Regions from separate parts of the Homo sapiens genome. Here region 1 is linked to region 2. Evidence: read pairs that join two places in POLR2A ChIA-PET (ENCODE). Cell type or tissue: A673. All regions are shown on one strand.

Region 1 (4,000 bases), 280 kb before region 2:
CCAGATTGCGGGAACGAGAAAGCAGCTCAGATGCCTTTGGAGGCACCATCCTCCCTCCTCCCAGATGGGATCTTGCCAGAGCCAAGGTCAGGGGTCTGCCCCTGCCTATAGGGCCAGAGCAGGTATGGCTGCAATCCCCAAGTAATGAGAAGGGCTGGTCCCACATTATCCATCCAGAACCTTCCATGCTCCAAGCCAGAATGTTGGCAAGATCGGGTTTTGCCTTGAGCTATCCTGGGATGTGAGACAAACCGATTTCTCCATAGATGGGCTGCAGGGAGTGGGAGGCAGTACTCCAGGAGAGAAGTGGGTGAAGGTTCCTGGGATCTTAGGTAAAGACTAGACGCCGCCTAGTACTGGTCTCTACTGTGCTGGCTCAGGAGTTCTGAGAACTGGAAGGACTTAGCCTCAACCTGAGTTCTGCACACACCCCTTCCCCTTAAGGAAGGCAGCTCTGAGAGGCAGCAGGACTTGATCCAAACCCACAGTCTTGTCCTGGAGGCAGCAGGGGTGAAGGTGGAGGGTCCAGGGCCATGAGGAGCCCCCTTGCCATCAGAGCCTGGCCTAACCACCCTCTTCTCTACTTACACACACATGCATTTTATAATAGCTCTGACCCAACCTGGCCACTCTGCAGAGACTGGGACAGACAGGTGCAGGCAATGGGCCCTCCCACACCCAGTCACCTACAAGGAATTTTCAAATCCACTTTTAAAACAGAAACCGGTAAATGCGCCGTATTGTATATTTTATTTAAATAAAAAAAATTCCAGCAGATGCTACCTTCTTCTAGGGGCCAGGGATAGGGGTGGGGGTGAGGTCATTGGGAAATCCTGGAGTCTTGGGAACTCGGGTGTGGAAGGCAGGGGACATGGCCCAGAGGGCACTTGTGTATGTGCAAACCTATGCCTGCAAGAGCATGGAGCTGTGTTCTGTGCATAGAGGTGTGCACGGGGGATGTGCAAGGCCTGGCTATGGACACAGGTGTGCACGTGCTTATGGACTGGTGAGAATCATTGAGGAGGGTGAGAGCGAGTGGGCATGTGTGCTTTGCTAGTGGAGGGGAGAAACGCAGGAGTGGGGGAGGTGTGAGACCCTTCCCACCCCCTACTGCCAGGGCTGGCTGAGGAGGAGGGTGGTGAATGTGCACCTGGGCTCCATCCAGCTAGATAGAGGGGGATGCCGTCTTAGGTAAGCTCTCAGAAGTGGGAGGGTGGCTGGAGACACAAGGTGACTGGGCAAGGGGGAGGGCATCAGAGGGTGGCCGAGGGGTGGGGGAACAGCGCTGGGCTCCTGTGTGGGTTGGTGGGGGCCCGAGGGCAGAGGCAGCATGTGGGGCCTCTGGAAGGAGGCAGGGCACGGACTTCCCACTGCTGTGCCTGTTCGGGGCTAGGCCTGGTCCCCGGGTGACCCCCTTCCCCACCCCTGTCTCCAGAGGGTTCCTCCGGGCCCTGGGACTTCGCGGGGTCGGGCAGAGGCCCCCTCCTGGGGTGGCGACGGGCGACTGGAAAAACCAAGTCCTCGCGGCTCCCGCCGGTATAGGGAGTGCCGTGTCTCCCGCCCTAGGAGGGGAAAGTCCTCGGAAAAGGGCAGGAAACCCAGCCGTTCCCCATCACCGCTTGCCAGGGGATGCTGTTTCCATGGCAACTGGCCGGGGAGTCCCGTTGCTAAGGAGGCAGCTCAGCGGGCCCTGGCGTCCCCATGACAACTGCCCCCTGCGGCCAGGCGTTGGTGCTTCCTTGGGGACCCCCGGAGCGGCAGAGGCAGGGCGCGGCCCTGTGCTGCGATCACCTCCCCCGCGTCTGAATGGCTGAGGCCTGGCCTCTGGGGCTGTGGGGAAGCAGTGGGGACAGGCCCCGCTGAGAGGAAGCCTGTGTGGGTGGGGCATTCGCTGCGGGGTCCTCAGTCACTGTCTCCTCTGTTCCCTGATGCGGGAAGGACAGCTAGTAAGTACCTCCTGTGCGGTAGGCCCTGGGTCTTTCCTTTGCTGTCATCTGCCCAACCACCCCAGAGGTCAGAATTTCCCTCAGTTACAGTGAGCCAAAGGGAAAGGGGCTCAGAGAGGCAGGAATTTGCCAGCCCTGTCAGCTAGAAGAAAGGAGCGGGGCTGCACACCCAGGTGCCGGGGACTCAATCTGGTCTCGTCCCACTAGAGCCTTAGCAAGGGCTGGCGGTAGGAGCTGTCTGTCCCTGGTGCAGGCAACAAAGGGTGTGTTAACTGTAGAGAATTTTAAAAAGACGGTAAAAGTGACTAAATGTCAGTTTGCTTCCTCTGATCACCATGTACCAGCAATTCAGACAGTGTCAGTGATAGAATGCTCCCAGCACAGGGGCAGACAGCTCCTCCACCCCACCATGAGCACCCTATGCGTCAGCCCCAAGGGACACCTGCTGTGCTCGTGCTGCTGGCGCTGTGGGAAGGCCTGAAGGCACTTTTTCTCCCTAGTGGGGCTAAACCCGACTGGGATTTTTAAGGGACAATTGAAAGATGCGTAAGATCCCTACCTGGACTCCACGTCTCTTCCCAGCCGCTACTCCTCACTCTTCCCACCGGAGAGCTGTGTCCCCTCCCTGTCCTCATTTCCTCCTCCACCGCATGGCTCTGACAATTTCTGATGAATTCACCTGCCCACATTGTGAAATCCAGGGCCTCCTTCCCAGCCGGCGTCCTGCTGTCCTCTTAGCAGGGTGTGACCTCCTCCACCAGGCCCTCCTCAGCACATGGGACCCCATCCTCTGCTCACTGCTTCACCTTTCTCAAGCTCAGCCTCAGCTTGAAGGGCTCTTCTTTCTCCCAAAAGGTTGGTGCTCCCTGGGCCTCTGGCCTTGTCCCCCGTCTTCTCACTCCAGATGCACTTCCTGGGGTTAACCTCACCTAGGCCTGTGGCTTCCCCAGCCTGGAAGCAAAAGCTTCCCAGAGTTCCCCTACCCCAATTCAGGCCCCCGCATGCCCTGAGCCTCGGCCTGGGCAGCTGCTCCAGGGTCCCTCATTCTCTTCTGACTGACCACGGCCCTTTTATTCTTTCTTGGGTTTGCAGCTTCCAGTGCACTACAAAGCATGCCTTCTCCTCCACCTGCACCCCTTGTTGATTTTGCTGCTTTAATTTTCTTTCTCTTGAGGGTGGAATATTTCGTACCTACTGAAGAGATACATTATGTAAATCAGATATAAAAAATAATATCAACAGCTATGTACCAATCACTCAGTTTAAGGAATGGAACATAAGGAATGGAGCATAAGGAATACCTTTGAAGGCATCTATGCTGTTGCCCAAGTGTGTCCCTCTCCCTCCCTCCAAGGAAAACCTCTCACCTGAATTTTATCATTACTTTTCATGATACTCTTTCTATAGAAACAAATGACTCTAAAGAATGTATTCAGTTGCACACCAAGGTGGGGAGTGGAGATTGGAAGTAGCTGCCTTTGTGGCAAGAATTTTTATCAATAATATTGTCCAGAATTGCTGATGTATGGTGACAATAAAAATCAGATTTTGGTCAGTTTTATTATTCTTTTCTTTACAAACAGTGGGCCTTTTTATTACCTGCATTAGGGGTGGGCCATACCCACCATCTTCATACACCACTGAATATATTTGTAATTTTAAAACTTTGCATAAATGGTATGCTGCATGCATTCTTTAATAATTTGGGTTTTTTTCATTCAATACTGTAATTTTGAGATCCTGTCAATGCATGGATAGTTCGTTTTCATTGCTGTATAGCATTCCAGTATATGAATCGTCCACCATTTACATATGTGTTCTTCCGAACATAGACATTTCAGTCAGTTTTCATTCCTGTGATTAACAGGACTGCTGCGACAAATGTTCTTGTTTGTGGCTCCTGAAAAACATGGTAAGAGGATCTCTAGGCTCTGTATCTAGGAGTGGAATAACTGACTCACAGAGTAAATTAATCTTCACTTTACAAGATAATGCCAAGCTGTTTTAAGTGGTTCTAACAATTTCCACTCCCACCTGCAGAGTATGAGAATTGC
Region 2 (4,000 bases):
CTAATTCCTGGAGGTGATAAATAATTAATTTGTATGTTACACTGGTCAGATCAGTTCAGCAGGGAGTTAAGAGAGGGAAGGATATAATACAGTGGTTTAGGTTATCTTGGTCCCGTTCTCTTCACCCCTCACCTAGATGATGCAAGCCACCCTTCCCCAACTGGATTGAGGTCCTAAGTAGCCCCAGTTACAATGTGACTACACTTTCTCAAAGTACGTGTCTGAGCAGCAGAAAGTTAGTTTTGTGGCCTCTGGATGAAGTGAGGGGGAAAAGAGACCAGATTGATAGGCTTTGACAATAACATTCTCCTTTTCTAAAACATGCCCTGCAGTGCTGTCTTCAGGGCTGTCAGCGTGTACATTTTGCCACTAAAGACAGTGAAAGAAGTAAAAGGATCACTTCAGGGAACTGACATTCCAAAAGGAACATCCATCCTGTCACCTCCCAGCACTCTCCGGGAACTGATGGTCAAAATCAGAGTTCCCAGGCATGTGACATTGAGGGGCACTGATCCCAGATGAAGACAGTGTCAAAGATCATCACGTTTCCCTGACTGCTATGCCGCCAAGAATGTCAAGATCTGTACGTCTGCTTTCAGGACATGGATTTACCATTTTGGATAGTTTTTAGTCTCTTACTGACACCTTAGAAATCAAATTACTCTGCTAGTGCCAGAGGCCTTAGCTCACTGATGGAGCTACTAAATCAAGACTAATTGAGCTAACAAATATGCTTGAATAGTGCTTCCTTGAGAAAATGCAACCTTCAGAAGACTTGACATTTACTTCTGACTTGGCCAGACTTATTGACAATTTTCTGAGACTGCTTTTGATTTATATTGATTGAAAGAAATACGGAATGAATTTTAAGATTTCAAATAAACCTTTTCCCTGATTCAAACACCAATAGAAACACTAAATGGAAATTTATAAGTAGAACATGAGTCTAACCCAAGTCAGTAACAATTGAAAGCTTTTATTGCCTGACAGCAGCTTTCAGACCTATAGGAAATGGTTGGAGGGGTTTGGTGCCGTTCATAATGGGCCAAGTGTCAAGGTCACAGATGCCTTCCAGAAATTATTACAGTTGTTTGGCTACTGTGTTGGCAGTATCAGCAGGACAACTAAGAAGTAGAATGTTACCAACAGCACACATTTCTTTCTTAGTCCTAGATGTGGTGCTTTGAAGACAGAAATGAAGTTGAGGAAAAATAACTTTTACTGTTTCTGCCAACTTGACATAACTTCAAAACTGTCAGTTTAGCTATTTTAATCACAATGAAACAAATATTAAGGAAAAAATTAGAATGTGCTTTTAATAAGTGGATTGTAACTTTTTGTCTTGATGTTTTCAGGGTTTTTTGTTTGTTTGTTGTCTGTTTTGAGACAGGATCTCACTCTGTTGCCCAGGCTGGAGTGCAGTGGCACAATCACAACTCATTGCAGCCTCTACCTCCCAGGGTCAAGTGATCTTCCCACCTCAGCTTCTTAAGTATCTAGGACTACAGGTGCGTGCTACCATGCCCCACTAATTTTTTACTTTTTGTAGAGATGAGGTCTCTCCATGTTGCCCAGCCTGGTCTCAAGCTCCTGGGCTCAAGCGATTCTCCTGCCCCGGCCTCCCAAAGTGCTAGGATTACAGGCCCGAGCCACCACACCCAGCCAGATTGTAAAGTTAATGGCAAGAAGGAAATATTTTAACATAATGCAATGTGATACAATACAACAAATCCACCAGAACTGTGTAACAGCCCAGAGAGAGAAGAAATTTTCCTGAAGACTGACAGGCAGCATGCTGATATGCTAAACAGACTGATATTTTAATCAATGCCCTAAAATAAGGACACTAAAATAAGCTCAAAAGATATTGAGATTTTCTTTTAAATGAATTATTCATAGGCCAAATAGCAAATTAAAAATAACATTATTGGCCAAAAACTCTGAAAGAAAAAGTAACCACGGTTAGTACAGTCAGCTGTAACTCAGAAGAACTGGACTCTTCTTTTTTGTTACTAGCTTTATCACTCACTCACTAGTTTCTTTCATAGTTTATCCAAAAACTCCTGTGTCTATATACATCGGATGACAGAGATACTTTATCAACTATGAATAATGATATGGAGCTAATCAACATGGAAAATAACCTGTGAACCACACGATTCATTTTTCTTCTTCTGACTTTGATAGAATAAGAGAACATGATTATCTTCTAGGAGGTCAGCTCTGAATATCCCCAGCTTCCTTGTTTAGCTTTTATAAACTATGAATTTTCCTATGCCCCAAGAGAGTAATTCTCCTGAAGCACAGCTTGAAGAGGCAGCGTGGTTAGATTAGGAGGGAAAAACCTTGTAATTGGAGTTTGGATTCCAGATCTACCCTGGTTGAGCTTATTTATTACTACTTCATTCGTTTCCAATGTAGATAGACTCTGAGTAGCATCGAGGCACAAGGGGCAGCTCCATTGGGTTACAGGTAGAGCTGAGCTACTGATTCCCTCAAGCCTTGCACTGGTTGAGTGGGGCCTGGGATAGCTGGAGTCCCCAGGCCTCTTGGCCACAAGCAGACTCCATACTATGCTTGACCCCTAATATACTATTAAAAATAATATTAGTTTCTATGAGATCCGTGATATTGCAAACACTAAGTTGTCTCACATTGGCATTTCCCAGTCTGGAAATACAAAGGCTGAAATAGGATCAAAGCTTTAAAAAGCCTGGTGAACACAGTGACAACTTGCCCCTTTGGGTTTTCTATACTTTTCTCACTTTCCTCCTCTATGCATCATAGTTTTCCTCATTGCCATCACAGAAATTATTCTAAACACATGCCCTCCTGAAATCCCACCAGTGTTGCCTATTGTCTACAGAGAAATGTCTAAACATGGCCTATGAGGTTTGACTTTCTCTAGCTTGCACCTATTTCTCTGGGCTCATCTCTTATCACTGCCACTCAAACCCCCGCAGCAATATCACACGGCTTCTAGCTCCTTGGATACCCTGTGCTTTGTCATGCCTCCATGCTTTGCTCAAGCTGTGCCTTCTGATTAGAATGCACATGCCTGGTAAATTGCAATCTTTCTTTCATATTTCAACTGCTCCCTCCTTTTTGATTACCTGTCCACCTTGAACATACTTCTGTGATTTCACTTATTGAGGTATTATGATTTGCAAGTCTGACTCCCCCACCAGGACGGGGACCATGCCTTATTTGTCTCAGTAACTCTGAGGGCTGGCACCATAGGCAGTGGTATAATGTTTGCTGGGCAGATGGACACACTGACAGATGGTTGAATGGATGGATGAATTCAAGTTAATGTGGTCTTGTTCACCAAATCTCAAAACTCTGGCACAAGAGCTTTGTGAATAAAAAGATGTACGATTTTACATAATGCACACTTGTTTGGTACTTGGCATGCCACAATTTATCCTTTTATGTTAATCTCCTGTTTCTCCAAGAATATCATAAATTATCAGTACCAGTGAGGTATGCTATAGTTGGTGCAAGACTTGATTCTTCTCAGACTTTGTATTGCAAATATCTGGTCTCTAAAACAAGTCCAGCCACCTATCGCACCAGGGTTCTTCTTGGGAACAGCATTTTAAAAATAGGTGGCTGGTTATAACTGTGTGGAGATTAAGAATTGTTAGCAAGGCCAAAGGACTGCCCTCCTCTAATTTCTGGGGCATTCATATGAATTAGTAAGAACTTTCTCTTATCTTTACTTCTGAATGCAGAGTTTGGCTGAGCACAGTAAATAGAGGGACACTCAAATGGCTCAGTTTCCTCCCTAATTCAAAGCCTCATCTCTGGATAAAATAATGGAGTTTAATTTAAGTATTTAGATTTTTTAAAGTGATTGCCAAAAGAAAAGTGGTTGTTACACAAAAGAAAATTATCAGAACAAAACAGCCTTCTCAAACTGAGCCAGACTTCTCTTTCTTCTTTATTCTTTTCCTCCCAACACCGGGATACAAGAACTATGGTAATTATTGATAGTCTT

What was found. Peaks named below come from ENCODE experiments on the same cell type or tissue, not always from the same donor. Only the 100,000 strongest peaks of a DNase experiment are listed, where the experiment ranks them.
Region 1: POLR2A ChIA-PET joins it to region 2 with 6 read pairs; 2 of 35 experiments call an interaction of 5 or more read pairs at or near these places.

What each region holds. Positions count from the first base shown.
Region 1 is chr15:73,316,634-73,320,633 of GRCh38, reverse strand. It overlaps HCN4 (hyperpolarization activated cyclic nucleotide gated potassium channel 4), which reads left to right. Exons shown (of 8, transcript NM_005477.3): 8 at 1-775. Among named protein-coding and RNA genes, the nearest start is that of MIR12135, 19 kb to the right of the region's middle. RefSeq lists a silencer at 1,614-1,663. In A673, no CTCF peak of the experiment used is centred here; a DNase peak (open chromatin) is centred at 1,713.
Region 2 is chr15:73,034,725-73,038,724 of GRCh38, reverse strand. No RefSeq gene overlaps it. Among named protein-coding and RNA genes, the nearest start is that of NEO1, 16 kb to the left of the region's middle. In A673, no CTCF peak of the experiment used is centred here; no DNase peak of the experiment used is centred here.